2 separate regions of the Mus musculus genome follow, and region 2 is linked to region 1. Evidence: chromatin loops called from intact Hi-C (ENCODE). Cell type or tissue: left cerebral cortex. All regions are shown on one strand.

Evidence for each region. A loop is a pair of places that touch in the nucleus more often than their neighbours do. Peaks named below come from ENCODE experiments on the same cell type or tissue, not always from the same donor. Only the 100,000 strongest peaks of a DNase experiment are listed, where the experiment ranks them.
Region 2: a loop joins it to region 1, with 2.0 times the contacts of the local background. A loop is called at or near these places in 3 of 42 quality-filtered maps.

Annotation. Positions count from the first base shown.
Region 1 is chr3:152,862,682-152,870,681 of GRCm38, forward strand. The region is part of intron 2 of St6galnac5 (ST6 (alpha-N-acetyl-neuraminyl-2,3-beta-galactosyl-1,3)-N-acetylgalactosaminide alpha-2,6-sialyltransferase 5); the gene reads right to left. Among named protein-coding and RNA genes, the nearest start is that of Gm46830, 33 kb to the right of the region's middle. In left cerebral cortex, no CTCF peak of the experiment used is centred here; DNase peaks (open chromatin) are centred at 3,555, 3,872, 5,191 and 5,657.
Region 2 is chr3:152,965,830-152,973,829 of GRCm38, forward strand. All of the region lies in intron 2 of St6galnac5 (ST6 (alpha-N-acetyl-neuraminyl-2,3-beta-galactosyl-1,3)-N-acetylgalactosaminide alpha-2,6-sialyltransferase 5), which reads right to left. The region is part of intron 2 of Gm46830 (a long non-coding RNA gene); the gene reads left to right. Among named protein-coding and RNA genes, the nearest start is that of St6galnac5, 12 kb to the right of the region's middle. In left cerebral cortex, a CTCF peak has its summit at 4,170; DNase peaks (open chromatin) are centred at 1,350, 4,234 and 5,755; H3K27ac peaks cover 980 bases.

The DNA.
Region 1 (8,000 bases):
CCCTTTCCCCCATACCTGACCACATCTCCACCAATACATATTCCTTTTCTCCCCTTATCTTTTTGAAAAACACAGCAAAGGGTGCTTGGGAACTCATGGCCTGGACACTCTGCTTGTTCCTGGGCCCTCTACGTGTGTCACTGTTGATCTGTTATGGCGTGGCAAGTGGAGCCATGTTCATAGCATTATACCCATACCCAACACATTCCCATTTGTGTCTCCATTCAAACAAGCACTTTTCAGGAGTTTGTTATGTGCCAGGTTCTTCATGCTGAGGATACAAAGGACTCAACCAAACAGATCCTTTCTCAAACAGTGTGCACTGGGGAGATGGCGAGGAGAGCCTGCCTGATGCTGACAGCTGCTGTGCTGTCCGCCCCTGGCCTACAGAGCCCAGCATGTGGCACAGATCCCGGGAACCTGGACATGGGGCTGTATCCCCCCTTCTCTGGGGAGTCGTGAAGGTTATCCTGCTGAACCCCTCTCAATGACACCTCCAGAAGTCAATGCCAGGGCTGGAATGAGGCCCCTGAGACAAATCAATCCCCGCTCCACGCAGAGACAGGCACGCCTGTGCCTTCCAGAAAACAACCTCAAATGCTACCAGCTATGCTGTGCTTTTATGGAGAGACAGTGGGACTGGCAGGGGAGAGAGGGAACACAGCCAGCAAGTGTCAGAGGTTGATGCAAGGTGCTCACAGATAGGAGCAGAAAGCCTCTCCCTGGCGGAGGTGCCGGGAGCCTCTCCTTAGTCATGACTAAGTCCTAGAGTCCACCTTTTTTTTCTATGAAGATGACATGGATCAAAGGTGGTACATGACCTTTAAAATAAGCCACATTTGGAAGAAAGAGCAGACCTGGGAGGTCAAGGAATACACCCAACATCCCATAATCAGGGCCAAAGCTAAGAAATGGGAGTCAAGGAATACACCCAACATCCCATAATCAGGGCCAAAGCTAAGAAATGGGAGTCAAGGAATACACCCAACATCCCATAATCAGGGCCAAAGCTAAGAAATGGGAGTCAAGAAATACACCCAACATCCCATAATCATGGCCAAAGCTAAGATTGAGCTTAATGTGCAAGTGGCCAGCCAGATCCCACCTCATTGTGAGATGTCACCTCCTAACAGAAAATCTAGGGAACAACAGTCTTTCCTGGAACCGGTTCTAGACAAGTCTGAGCCTCCCACGGACAGTCCCGTATTTATGGTTCCTCACTGCTGAGAGAGGTTAAGCCCCTGCCTCTGTAGGCAGGGGCTCCTAACTAGAACCCACAGGCTGCCTGCATGGGGGAGAGGGCACTGCGGTGGGACTGGGAAGCTTTGACCAGTGAGGCAGCTGCCGCCCAGCCCATCTTCCTGTCAGCCAGCTCTCTGAACTGAACTTTCCCCTCGTTATCACCTCCGCCTTGTCTTCTGAGTACCCCTTGATCCACACTGGCTACAGATGTGCCCCAGTTTTCTGGCACTTCCAGGTCGAACTTGATATTCCATGGCCCAGTCTGGAAAGACTCAGGTACCCAAGACAACCTGATTCTTACCTAGTAAACTGGGTTCGAGTGTGAGAATCCTCAAGCCTAAGTGGTTGTGGTGGGGAATCGGGGATTTTAGCATCATCCTAGGACACAGAACGATGGTAAAGACTTCGGCATCGGCATCGGCATCGGCATCGGCATCGGCATCGGCATCGACATCGGCATCGGCATCGACATCTGCATCGGCATCCTTCCAGTACTGCCATGTTTATGATTAGAGTAAATGGAAGCTACAGGGCAGGGACCGGTGAAGGATACAGAAAGCTGAAGGACCATGGAGGCAATCTGACCGTTGCTGAGAACATGCTGAAAGGTGGTTCACAGCAGATGGGCTTTGGAGATAGGAGGAGTCTCCAAGTATACCCAGACAGGCTGGGGAGGGGGTTCTGGTGCTCTGGGGATGGTCAGGTCTTGGCATGCTCCAGCTGTGTGGATGGCACTCCTTCTGCATAGGTCGTACCTTAGCCTGTGTGAACAGGCGGGTCCCCTGCCCATGTGTTCTCTGTAGTTTCTGGGCCTCGAATGGCAAAGACATTTCTGAAATCCCCATATCAGATGAGGAAAAACAGGCAGTTTCCCACCTCCTAAAAGCCAGCCCTGAGGAGGACCCACTTTCAGATGCAGATCACAGGATACCTGTGAGGTCCAGTCATTAAAGGTGTGTGTGCTCGCTCAAGAGTGCACGGATGTGTGCATGTATATGTGTATAGGTACACTTGTGTACATATGTGTGGGTAAAAGCCAGAGAACAACCTCAGAATTGCTTCTTTAGATATCATTCACCTTGTGTTTTTTGAGGCAGGGTCTCTCCCTGGCCTGCAAGTCACTGAGGTTAGAATGGCTGACCATCAAGCTGCTGGGATGCGCTGTCTCCCTCCACTCAGACTGGGATTACAAGTGTGTGCCACCACCCCTGGCACTGAAAAAAAAACAACCATAGTTTTTGTGCATTTATTTTCCATAATATATACAATTGGATTGGAATTTTAAAATCACAATATAAAGCACAGCCAGTTTTGTGGAGTGTTGCTGGTCTGCAGCACGGCTGGACTGAAGCAAGAGAAGAACTTCCTTAGCTCTGAGTAAACCAGCTGGTGCCCATCACTAGACTGTGTAAAGGTTTAGACTCCTAGAAGTCTATTTTCTGGATGCTGCCACTTAAAAGACAGAGACCCTAACAGTGCCCCAAGCGAAAAGTGCACGGCACTTGCTTTCTATCTTAAGGCACAATTTCTCCTGAGAAATCAAAACTTTTCCTAAAATATTGTTTGGAAAGTTTTAACTCCAAGGCATGTGTTAATCTGAGGGTTATGTTGTGTGCCTGTAAACGTCTCAGCAGCTCATCTTCCAGGGAGAGGCAGGGTGTCAGCAAGGTGTCTGCTTCAGTGAGGTGTCTGTAGCTACCTTAATTTTCTGTTTTTATGGACGTGGTGGCAAATGAAAGCTTTCATTAGTATAATTAAAATTCCACTCTCCTCAGAAGAGACAAATGATCCACGCTGAGTTTCTAGGAACTGGCTACAGCCCAGATAGCACTGGGCTAGGTGTGTGTCTTATTAGCTGGAGGGAGAGAGTACCAATGGGGGTGTAGCTCGGTCTGAAGGAAGTGAGTGACTGTCTGTATATAAAAGGCATAGATATTCTTATTAGGAGGTCTGATTACGATCCTAAAGTTTCCCTGAAGCCTTCTGACACGGGTGAGAGGCACAACCCCGTAAATTGTCAGCATATAGAAGCTAAGATTTAGAAAGAGGCTTCTACTGTGCATCCCATAAAATGTGTCCCATGAGGAAGATTAGTATCAATCACAGGCTTATTGGAGAGCGAGATGGGGTCCAATGATAACCTGGCACCATCAACTAGAGTAATGGTCTAAGAAGCAAAAGCAATCAGAGAAGAGAATGGAATCTGCACAGAGAGACAGAAGTAGAAAGCCGGGTATAATGGATCACACTGATGAACAGGCGCTGTTGTGCAGCACAAAGGCAGGCGTGAGCGATGCCGCTCCGTGCACAATGGATACGGCCAACCACCCATCTTCGGGATGCCTCCGGAAACAGACCTGCCACCTTCAGAATCCCAGCTGCACACAGTGGTGCTAAACTACAATGAAGTCATTACCAACCTGAGAATACTGCTGGTTCCAGAAGCCGCTCGTGGGGCGGGAGGGGGTGCAGTGGGGGTGGGTTGAGGGGGGGAGGAGGAGGGGGAAAGCTGATGCTGCTTTCACAGAACTTCACGTGGGAGCTAGAAGAACAATATACCCCAGACCTAGCTGATTCGGATGCTGGGCTTACTCTCCAGGATGTGAGTCACTAAGCCGTGATGGAGGAACTGTGTGACTGCAGTTTGGAGACGAGACTGCTTGGACTGTTGGTTTTAGTACATAGTCCTTGTAAGCGGCAGTACTTCGTTTTCCTTGCCCCAACGTGAGGTAATCAGAGTGTGTCTCTCCCAGCCAACAGCAGACAGTGGGACATGGTGATGTCTGACCTTGGAGCTTTTGCCACACCTCTGTTCTGAGCTCCTTAGCTCCAGTGTCTGGCAGCCATGCTGGGAGAAAGCTCAGGAAACTCAGAGGCCACTTGGAGGAATCCCTACCCACAGCTCCCCTGAAGTCCCTGCTCTCAGCCAGCATGGGCACTCATCATTGGGGGTAGGGGTAGGGGGGTGATGAGATGTGATAGCGGGTCTGAGGCCCGCCTTGCTGCATCTGGTCAGCTCTTAGAAGTTGTAATTACAAACCTATGACTCCTGTGGTTTTCACCAAGCTTGGGGAAGTTTGAATGCTACCTGAAGTAACTGACATAAACCTCTACCCTTCCCCAGACTACACATCTGCAACAGGAAGGAAGATCAAACAAACAAACAAACAAACAAAATGTTGTAACTTCCTCACACTCTAGGGCCTCTCAGAACCATATTAAGGTCATTTTAAATGTGAAGACAGGGTAATCCTCTGAAAGACACTTTTCTTCAATGCAATCAGGACTACGAAGAAGACCATACCTGTCTAATTGTTGACATAGCCCCCTCCAGTCTTATCAGGACTGTTAGTTCATCATCGGCAAAATTCAGATCCTTGGCTCAATGTCTTGCATTATTTTAGTGCTATGAACTCGGTCTAACAGTATTTTAATGCAGAATATTGTCTAGATGTTTGTGCTGAAGTGTTACACTGGCCAGCATGTGCGAATATCTGTAACTTGAGTGTAAGACCTTTCTGTTTACAGAGATGGAATAATAAGGTAAGAATTTGGACAGATAACATGACACACCAGACACTCCTAAATTCCTGTGGCTATGAGGATTTGTCACATCCTTCTATTTGGGTGACAAAACACCATGCTAGGTTGCCTAGGCTGGTCTCAAACTCATGGGGACTGGTGATCAGCCTGCCTCACCTTCTCTAGTTGTTGGGATTCTGGTCACATACTACCATGCTTGGATCAAAGAACGTTCAACAACCACTGACTGAGTCAACAGGGTGTCCAGGCTGGTTTCCAGCAGAAGGGAATGCACACCCTAAAGGCTGCAATTGAAATCAGGACAGACATTTCTGGAACCTTCTACTACTTATAGACTACAGAGAACCAAGTGCGTAGGCCTGACTTGTCCACAGAGCTGGGTCACCTGCAAGCTCGGTGTGAAAGTTCCAGCAGGGTGGGGCTGGCTGACGCTCCAGATGGTCTGCTCAAACTGCTTCTGACTCGCTACTCCTACACTTATAAAGATGCAAGCTTCCATAACTTCCGTTCTCCCTTTGGAAGCAATTTCCATCTCAGTGTCATAAGAATGGAAACAGGAGAACAAAGCTTACTCCTGTCGAGTGTCACCAAGCACTTCTGTGGTGACAGCAAACCCTATGTCCCCTCTCTCCACTCAGCTGACAAAGCAGACCTCTTTCTTCTTTCATAGGTCCTATGTGGAGAAAATAACACGCCTTTCAATGTTCTGTGACACCAAGATTGCCCCTAATAAATGACATTGGGAATGTCTGGGTGGATCCGCCCTCTGCCCTGTCACCCAGAGGATGCAATTTCTACACAATGGAACAGTTTAAGGAGGGGTGGCTTGCTCTCCTCCCAGAAGCTCAGGAGAATTAATGTGGCTTCACTGTTTCCCGGGGGCTTTGAAGAAGCCATCTGTCCAGTTGGCAGAGCCAGGGCCGCCCAAGTCTTTTCTTAGCCTGCGTCCCTGGCTCCCTTCTGACATGTCACACTCATCTGTCAAGTGATCTCTTTGCTGTCCTGTAAGTCAGGGTGGCTCTGAAGTCTCTGCCTTCTGGAAGCCTGTAAAATCAGACATTAGAAAGTGATAGGGGACTAACGCCAGTGATCACTTGAGGGGGAAGACCCAGCTGAGGGGGAAGGAGCCAGGTGAGGGGGAAGGACCCAGGTGTGGGGAAGGACCCAGATGAGGGGGAAGGACCCAGGTGGCAGGGAAGGACCCATGGCTAGTGTTCACCAGTGTTCAACCTGGGGCAGCCATGTCACTTTTCCTAATTGTCATCCCAAGACAAGAAGTCAAATGATTTCCAAGAATATTCGACACATGGCCAATGCAGGACATCATAATTAGTTAATTATGTGTGAATGCAAGTGTTTGTGTGTGTGTGTGGTGTGGCTTGGTCTGAAGTTTGGTCCGAAGCTTATAGAACTAACTACTCATAACTGGTGGCAGTCTGAGGAACCCTGAGGGGATAGGGTCTTTGGTTGCATACTCTTGAGGAGACTCTTGGGTATCTAACTCTTCCTATTCTCTCGTTGATTTTCAGCTGACAGGAGAGATGGGTGGCTTCTCGGTTACGTGTTATGCCACGCAGGACTTCCTCCCTCCAAGCCCAAGAGCAGGAAGGTACCATGACCACAGACATTCAAAACTGAGCATTTTAAAAAAATCTTAAGTCAACTATTTCTTTTATTTTGTATACTAACAGAAAAGAGGAGAAGGCCGTCTGATAGACTCTTCTTTCTCTCTTATGTTGTCTAAGGGAAGGGAAATCTACAATCGAAAGCAAAACAAATACTGCCCCAGCTGACGGGCATCTTTGATGAGGTATCACGGGAGTTTTACAATGTGTATGTATCTATAATCAGGATTAAGATTGGAAGAGTTTAGGGTGAGTCAAGCCTTTTGCTTTACAAATGAAGGCAGGGTCTGTCCTAGCAGTGGACACTGTGGGTTAGAAAGTCACAGGCTCTCCCCACTAGGCGGGAGTGCTTCTGCACAGGGTCTTTGCAGCTTCCTACACAGTGGGGATTTACCAAGTCTTCCCTAAAGGACCTTCTCTCACCCTATACATGATAAAAACAGTGGTTTGAGCAATTCACACAAGCGTAAGGCCATCTTGCTTCCATCAAAGCCTCAGAGCCTCCACAGGGTGATATCCCTGGTGTTCATAGCCCCGTGGGACCCAGCAGCAGGTTTACTGCCTGCGGATCAGGTGTTTGTCCCAGTGCCCCGGACCCTCTCCTGGCCAGTCTCATACACTTGTCCTGCCTTCATAGCTTCTGGGGGCATTCGTAATTTTCACCCCTAAACCCACACTGATTGGAGAATAAGACTGCCATTTTCATAGCCTGTGGAACCACATCTATTCCACTCCACCGACATCCTGGTGCTCAAGGAAACAACGCCCAGCAGACTTCCTGTTGCATCAAGCCCCGCCCCCAAACCCAGTGTTTCCTTCCGGTATGGGAGCTGGAGACTCCAATCGCATCTCTTACCCTTCAGTTTTTCCTAGTGACAGTTCATGAAATGGACACTTGGATGGGGTGTCTTGTTCCCTTCATGCTCGTCGGGTGATTCTGTGACATTTTAGGGAAGCCCAGTGTGCCTTTCCCTCTCTTTGTAGCACATCAGATACATGGTTGCTGGCTCCCTGCCCTTTTAAATTGTTATGCCATCCAGAGACAAGAGGCTTTAATAACCGGGCTCTTGCTCATTGTTTTTTGAAACAATCACCAGTACATTTCTTTCACCCATTTAGAAAGGGAACTTATGAGAAGTTGAAGACCCTAATTTCAGCATTTGTCCCTTCTCCAGTCTGTCCATGGGTGTAGCCGTTCAAAGGCCTGAGAACAGTGCTATTTTCTCCACTGTGAAACAATGTCAGGAAGAAATAGATGTAATTTCAAGGGACACGCATCCCAGTGAATTTGTCAAGTCGGGGAAAGGACTTGACACAAAGAGGCTCAGTATTTAAATTCTGGGACAAGAAGCCTGGACTCCAATCCCAGATCTGAGGACATCACATGACCTTGGCAAAGCCATGTAGAGTACATGACATTTTATGTGCAGGTGGGGGACAGAGGTTGGGCAGTCACTGTTCATGGATGCTAGAGAGTGGGTGTTGTCTTGAGGAGTGGTTGGTGTTCCCCAGGCAAGCCCTCCATTCAGTCTGCAGGAGGGAAGGGGGATCTTGAGCCTGGCTAAGGATGAAGCTATGCCTTCAGGAACG
Region 2 (8,000 bases), 100 kb after region 1:
TTTTGCTCTTCTGCCTCTGGCCATGGGAAGGCAGAACCTCCTTGGGACCTGGAGACTAGGCCTATCCATGGAGACAGAAGTAGAACTGAGTGTCCAGGGACTAAGGGAGGGAGGGACAAAGTCCTTGGAAATAAGTAGCTGCACTCACTGCTCGACACGGTAAAAAATGGTGAGAATTCCTTAACTCTTTAATCTAGTGGACAAAAAGGGCCTGGAAAACAAAAGCCTGGCTGCAATGAAGAGGCAGCACCCACCGGCAAGTGCAAGTGCGGTTCCCGAGGCTGTGCTAGCTGGTCCTCTGCCATTCATCCTGTGTGGGAGCGGGGTGCCAGAGCTCTAAGGGCAGACCTATTCTGCCCATGGACGGGAAGAACAATGCATTTTGAGACTGTCCCATAAAGATATAATTACACAGACTATAAGCAACCCAGAAAAGTCACTAATTAAGAGTCACTAATTAAGAGAGTTACAAATTGTTGAGCTGTGAAATTTCTTTCTAGGAAACAAAATAATATCCAGTAAGCAGGTCTGCCCTTCCTGTGGATGGCTGTTTTGAGCTACAGTCTTTACGGAATGGGTAAGGCTGAAGCCTGGCCCACAGAGGCAAATAGGAGGCTGTGCATGTCAAGAGCCCCTCACCCATCCAATCCCACCCCCACTGGGCCCCTCCTCTCCATCAGTGTTCTGGAAGTGCCACACGAGGGGCTACTTCTGGCTGTTCCCCAAATACCCATCACTTAGTGAGATTTAAAGAAAAATGTCAAGAGGGATGAAAGGATTACTGAGGATGATTTATGAAATTTAAATATTTCTTCAGTTGGCAAAATGGGTGGGTGAGAGGGAGGCAGGGAGGAACCGGCCTCATCTGAAAAGTGCCTGAGGGCAGTCAGCCACTGGGAGAGAGGCATGGTCAAGGGCAGCCACTGGGAGAGAGGCGTGGTCAAGGGCAGCCAATGGGAGAGAGGAGTGGACAAGGGCAGCCAATGGGAGAGAGGCGTGGTCAAGGGCAGCCAATGGGAGAGAGGTGTAGTCAAGGGCAGCCAATGAGAGAGAGGCGTGGTCAAGGGCAGCCAATGAGAGAGAGGCGTGGTCAAGGACACACATTCCTTCCAGGGCAGCCAAGGGGACTTCAACAGAAATGTCAATGCTCGGTTTCATAGCAGCCCAGACTACCTGGACTGTATTTTAGTTTTACGCTGTTGAATGAATTAAGTCATCCCATCCGTCGAAGAATCAGTGAGCACCATCTACGCACATTGTGATAGGTATGAAGACTTCCATAAGGAAGCGTACTAAAATACCAAGGGTAATTATGTTTTAGTGAGAAATTCATGAGTAAGGCTTAGTTTTTCTTTACCTCTGTCACGTTGCCACGCACACCCACATATACTATAGGGAAAAGACTGATGTTCATTTTTTTTTTCAAAGTAAGCAACCTGGTTCTTTTTCCTGGTGTATGGCTTCCAACAGAAGGGACTCTGTGTGCTGTACTGTGGTCTACAAGAAAGGTCTGGGTGAACTGCTGTTGAGCTTGTGTGTCCATAGGTTGGCATAGAAACCTAGGAAATGCATAGAGGAACGCCTGGCTGCTCTCCACCCTTGAGACCTTCCAGAGGTCTCACTGTTTTGTGGATTCACTAAGAAAAGCCCTTTAGGGCCCATAGAGATGACTTAGCTGTTAATAGCACTGGCTTCTCTTCCAAAGGACCCACCCAGGTTTGGTTTCTAGCACCCACATGGCAGTTCCCAACTGTCTGTTAACTCCAGTCCTAACTCCAGCCCAACACCCTCTTCTCCCTTCCATAGGACCAGGCATACATATGGTGCACAGACATATACGCAGGCAAAACATCCATACCAAGGAAGGAAGTAAATAACTAAAACGTCCTTTACACTGGACAAAGTGACGCACATTTCCCATCTCTGCACTCTAAGAGTAGATACAGGGGTTGCAAGTTCAGGGCTAGCCTAGGCTAACTAATGAGACTTTGTCTCTAAAAGCAAAAGGAAAGAAGAGGAAAGTAGGTCATGTACAAGAGCGCAGGTAAGTGTCTGGGTAGCACACAGAGCCCGTCTCCATAGTTACAAATGGCCTTTGACTAGCAGATCAGTCAATGCTGAGGTTGTCATCCCCCAGGGGTTTGGGGCTCACTGTAGACCACAGTCACTCTGGGGCCTGGTCACTCTCGGATCCTTTAGCTTATTGATATTCTATTCGCAAACAGGCTATTGGTTCATATGCAATGATGTAATGATGTAATATGTAATAACAGAAAGCTCCTGATCCCTCACAGATCATTCAGTGTCTACCCAAGACAGCCTGACTGAGCTTTCTAGAGCCCGATGAAGAGTTCCGAAGGACTGCAGAGCCTCTGCTCACAGGGAAGGAGCTGGCACTCTTCTTCCCTCTGGTCTTTATTTTGGGTCCCTGTACCTAATTATAGTAACCTTGCCAGTGCCATCGGTTAAGAGTTAGGGACTTTCAGAGGGGATAGGCCATATGAACTCCGCCTGCTATGGTTTGAATATCAAACGTTCCCCGCAGGCTTGCTCTACCTTTGGATGTTGGTCACCGGGCTTGAGATCTACATCCCTGCCCCATTTTCTGTCAGCTTTCTGCTTCCCAATTCCGCTGAGGTGTGGGGGAGGCCAGGAATAGCAGACCAGGCTCCTTCCCTCTCCAGCGGAGCTTCCTGCTGCCATCTTCCCTGCCACGATGATCCATGTCCCCTCTTCCTCTTCAAAGTGTTATGTCAGATTATTTGATCACCGTGATGACAAAAGCGACCACTGTGCCCCTTAAGGTACTGGATGCTGATAGCAGAGCCAGAAGTGCCCCACAGGTCTATACAGTAGAGTTGTATCTGCCCTTCTAGCAGAGCCATAAATGCTTCATACCCAACAGGTCTATACAGTAGAGTTGTACCACACCTTCTCTGCTCAGCCTTGGGAGGACTCACCTCTCGTTCATCCCCTTTGGGGATGTAGCTTTCACCAGACACCCAATGACCATCTTAGATTCCTCCCTGCACAGCTGTGAGGAATGTCTGCTCTTTATAAGTATTCCTATGATCCAGGACTCTATTATAAGAGCACAAACGAGGCACCATCGCCTGCCATTGCTGTAGACTCACTGGGACAAGGTACCGTGCTTGCCTACGTTGTCCTTCTCTGACATCGATGTCTGAACTTTGGACTTAGGAATTCATCACGTGGTGAGCCTACATCAAAACCCACCCATGTCTGGGGCAGGAGTATGACTCCTCAGTGTCTGGGGCAGGAGCATGACTCCTTGGGGTCTGGGGCAGGAGCATGACTCCTCGGTGTCCATCTGTGGCAAGTGTAGGTAGCACCAGGGCTGAGCTTCTCTCAGCGTGGCTGTTGCTGAAGCAGATAGGATGGGAGTTCCCACGAGTTCCCACAATCCTCATCTGCCTTCCTGCAGCCTAGAACACACACAGACCATTACCACTTTTTGTGCATTCCTTGTTCAAAACTTGTACAAGTTGAATAAAACTGAAGAGAATGGGTTTTATGACTTTTGGTGTGGAGTGGGAGTTGCAGGTAACTCAAGACACCTTGCATATGTCCCCGAAGCCGCCTGGCAGGTGCAAATTGCTGAATAACTCCAAATATGGGCCCCATAAACCTGCCGTTCATTTAGATGTACAGTATGTGTTTGTGTTTCCAATCAAATAAATGCCATTGGATGAATTAAGACCAAGGCTTCCTCTTGACAATTTTTTTGTTACTTTATGGCCAATTTCTCTCTGATGAAACTAGAATAGAACCTTCCCTTTCCTCAGATGTCGTTAACAAAGGTGATTTCAAAGAATGGTAATTGTTCTCTCTATAGCTAAATGGGAAATGAGAGGCAGGAAAACCACCCTTTACCTTACTCTATGAAAAGCCCGTGCCTGGTAAGTCTGCCACCCCACAGAGAAGCGAAACACTATAAAGTCCCCAGAGTCCCTTCACTCCAGGTCCCACCGATTCTGCTGCAGGCGGGGAGCTTAATTCTCATTGTCACCAGCATGCATTATGCTGTCTCTGCAGACAGCCCGCTTCAGCCCTAACCATAACATCACGGCTTCCTGTTTTGCTCAAGTCGGCATGAGGCATTAAGATACACAGAAAGGTTCAAAATTAGACAAAGTTGAGCTGCCATCTGGGATCATCTGAGACTCTTTCGGCAGCCATTGAGAGGCAGTCTTGAACCACGAACCTTCTACAGTTGAAGAAGCTGTATTCCGACTGTCTGAGCATTCTAGGTGGCAAGCTCAGAATCTTCACGCAGGCAGAAACCCTAGCTGTCTTGATCCCCTGGCTGCCAATGTCACCGACGCTGCCCGTAGCACTAGCGTGCTGCTGTGAGCAGCAGGCTCTCTGCCCTGTAACCAAGAGCTACTCTAATCACTATACCAATGCCAGAACGACCTAGCTGAAACACACATCTGAGGTAGTTGCTTCTCTACCTCACAGTGATTTCGGGATAAATCCAAGCTCTGCAGCATGTTCACTGTCCTATCCAATCCTCCAGTTACTTGATATATGTTTCTCTGCCTTTCCCTGTGGATGTGAGTCTCAGAGTTGGGGGGGTCATGCTTTATCTCTTGTCTGCTGCCTCCTGATCCCAACACACAATGTTAGGTACAAGGTAGGCACATGCATATAGCAGACTAAGGAACAAGTGCATGTTGTTTAACATCTCTGCAGGCTAACTTAAGCCTAGAAGTTACATAGCTCACTACAAAGAACCTAAACACATCCTCTTGCTTCAACATCTGGTCCACCATTTGGAAGGTCTGTGTTTTCAAAAGATTCAGAAATTAAGCCTGGGTATGTAAAGTCTTTCTTCCCCCATTTATCATTTTTGTCCATTCTCATGATTAATGAGTCTATTAGCCAGGTTTATTCAAATATAACATAATCAAATGCGGCATGATCACAGCTAGACTCAACAAGGATTTACTGAGATTTGATACTTACAAGACACAATATGACTAAATTATGTTTAAGAAGTCGGGCAGACAAGACTGGGAGACAGGTGAAGAAATACCAATGGAAATACTATGTGACAAAAAATGTGCACAGCTACAAAGAATAGCTTGGCACTTGCTAGGCTATATTGCTAATACAGCCAAGCATAGTACAGTAGCATTTCCATCAGCAATGAAGTCCATACACAGGGCTGGCCCATAGGATCATGTGACCAGGATACTGTCTTGTTTGCATAAGTACATGCTGTGTACCAAACAGCAGAATTCTCGGGGTCAGGTGCCCTTGATTTCCCTTACTTCTGCTCTGGGCAGGGCCTGGTGTTTGTCCCATTCCCCTTTCTCTGTAGTACCGACTACATAGTAGGTGCTCATTGTATATGAGATGAGGGGACTGATATGGGCGGTCTAAAGGAATGTCTCCCTCCTTTGCATGCAGGTTTCTGGGGGAACTTTAGAGAGAAAGCCTTGGTCGGGGTCTTAATAATTAAATCTCTGGCAAACTGAAAGAACACTATTTCTTCCCAAAAAAGATGCGTTTTCATTTTAAATATGTGCATGTGCCTGGCGTCAGTATGTGCTCATGTGCACCTGAGTGCAGTTGCCCACAGAGACGGGAAGACAGTGTCATAGCCTCTGGAGCTGGAGTTTACAGGCTGCTGTGAGTCACCTGTGTGGATGTGGAGGCCCAAGCTTGAGTCCTCTGCAAGAGCAGTGCCCGCTTTTCACTTGTGAGTCATCTCCTGCCCATGGAAGGGTAGTTTCTGCAGAAGGAACAGCAGATGTGTGTAGGTGAGCAAGCTGTGCTCCCGGAGTGTGTGGAGCCTGAGCTCAGAGGAGCTGCAGGGGTTGGGGCTGGAGAAGTAGGTCATGGAGCCCCTGTTGGTCTTCCTAAGGGGTGTGAGCTGGATGCTCTAAGAAATGGGCAGGCACTGGAATGGAAGCTTGCAGGGAACATAAGCCAATCTGTAAGTAGAAATGCAATAACACAGGTCGGTCATTTGAGATGTCCCATATGTGCAATTAATTTTCAGAATATGCTTCTTATAAGGAATAATTGTTTAACTCGGCACTTCAGACTGAGAACTCTCAGCATCTGTGTGCTTTTCAGACACCGCAGATAGCTCCATCGTCACAAAGACAGAAAATAATAATAACGAAGTTTCCTTCCCATTCTGAGCTGCAAAAACTGTCAAGGTTAATTTCCTCCCTCGTAGTTTTTAACAGGTTTCTTGTCTGCCTGGAGTAATTCAGAATAGGCGTTCCATCTCAGAGGTCAGGATAGGCTATGGGATTTGCAAAACGACAGTCCTTCAAACTCTTGGTTGGCTGGGTCTCTAGATAGCACCCTCTTTCCTACTGGGGAAAAGGTAATTTCACTGAATGAGTGGTCAGGCTGTAGCATTTCTGCATGTCATTAACTACTATACTCCCTTTGGCCTGATTACTTTGTGTGCTGGCTAGTTTTTTTGTCAACTATACACAAAAGATGAAGAGGGGGACCTCAACTGTGAAATGCCTGCATCAGATGTGTGTGTGTGGGAGGGGCATTTTCTTCATTAATGACTGATGTGGGTGGGCCCAGATCACTGTAGGCAGTGCCACTCTGGGGCAGGTACCCTGGGGTGTATAAGACAGCAATTGGAGTGAGCTGTGCGGACTAGGCCAGTCAGCAGCACTCCTCCATAGCTTTCCTTCTGTGACTGCCTGACTTCCCTGAGTGACTGCCAGGGATCAGGACCATGGAAGCCAAATTAACCCTTTCCCTGTTTTATCATAGCAACAGGAAGCTAACTAGGACAGGAATTTTTATCAGTGAGTGTGGCGGACATGACCATGATGCTCTGGGGGTGATTGTGAAATACTTATAATATTGGGCTAGAAAAGAGAGTGAGTGTTCAGAGGTTAAAGGGCCACTGCTCTGTTGGAGCAGAACTGATAAAAGTGTGCAGAGAAATGCAGGTGATGGAGGCCTGGATTGTGAAGTTTCAGATGGAAGTAATGTCTTATTAATCATGGCTCTGTGTGTGTGTGTGTGTGCTTGTATGTGTGCACACGCACGCGCACGCACACCTGGGTACACGCACGCCTGTGTAGGTGCATATTTGTGTATTATGTGTGTATGAGTATGTTATGATTGTGTGAGTGTGATGTGTGTGGTGTGTGTATGAACATGTGTGTGGTATATATGTGATATGTGTATGACTGTGAGCATATGTGGTATATGTGTGGTGTGTGTGTAATGTGTGTATGAGTGTGGTGTGTGTGTGTGATGTGTGTATGAACACATGTGTGTATGAATGTATGATGTATATGTGTGTGATATATGTATGTGTGTGATGCATATTGTGTGATGTGTCTATGAGTGTGAGCATGTATGTGTGTGACTGTGATGTGTGTGTGAGTGTGACGTGTGTGTGACTAATGTATGAGTGTGAGCATGTGTATGTGTGTGACAGTGATGTGTGTATGAGTGTGAGCTTGTGTGTGTGTGTGTGACTGTGATGTGTATTTGAGTGTGAGCATGAGTTCCGCACAGCACACATAGGAAGTCAGAGATCAGCTTTTAGGAATTGGTCTCCCTCTACCTTTCTACCTTGTTTCGGAGGCAGGATCTCTCCGTTGTTTTTGTCTCTGTATGCGTATGCCAGGCTGGCTGGTCCCAGGACTTTCTGAGTAATTCTCCTGTCTTCTCCCCTTGTTTCCTTTAGACTGTTGGGATTAGAGATGCATGGTACAGGGTTGTATGTGGTTTGGGGGATCAGTTTTTAGGTCTTCAGGCTGTGCTGTAAGCAGGCAGTTTTACCCATAGGCCCCTCCCCAGTTTGCTTCAGTGACTTTTAACAGCCAACTTTACTGAGCTGCAAATTGTTCCAATTACATCAGTGCTATGTGTTCTGTGCCCCCTTTAGAGTAGCTGTGGCCAGCCCAGTCATTGGTAGAAGACTCTTTTCAACTATCTGGAGGCATATTCTCATATTCATTTCAGAATAATGAGATCTT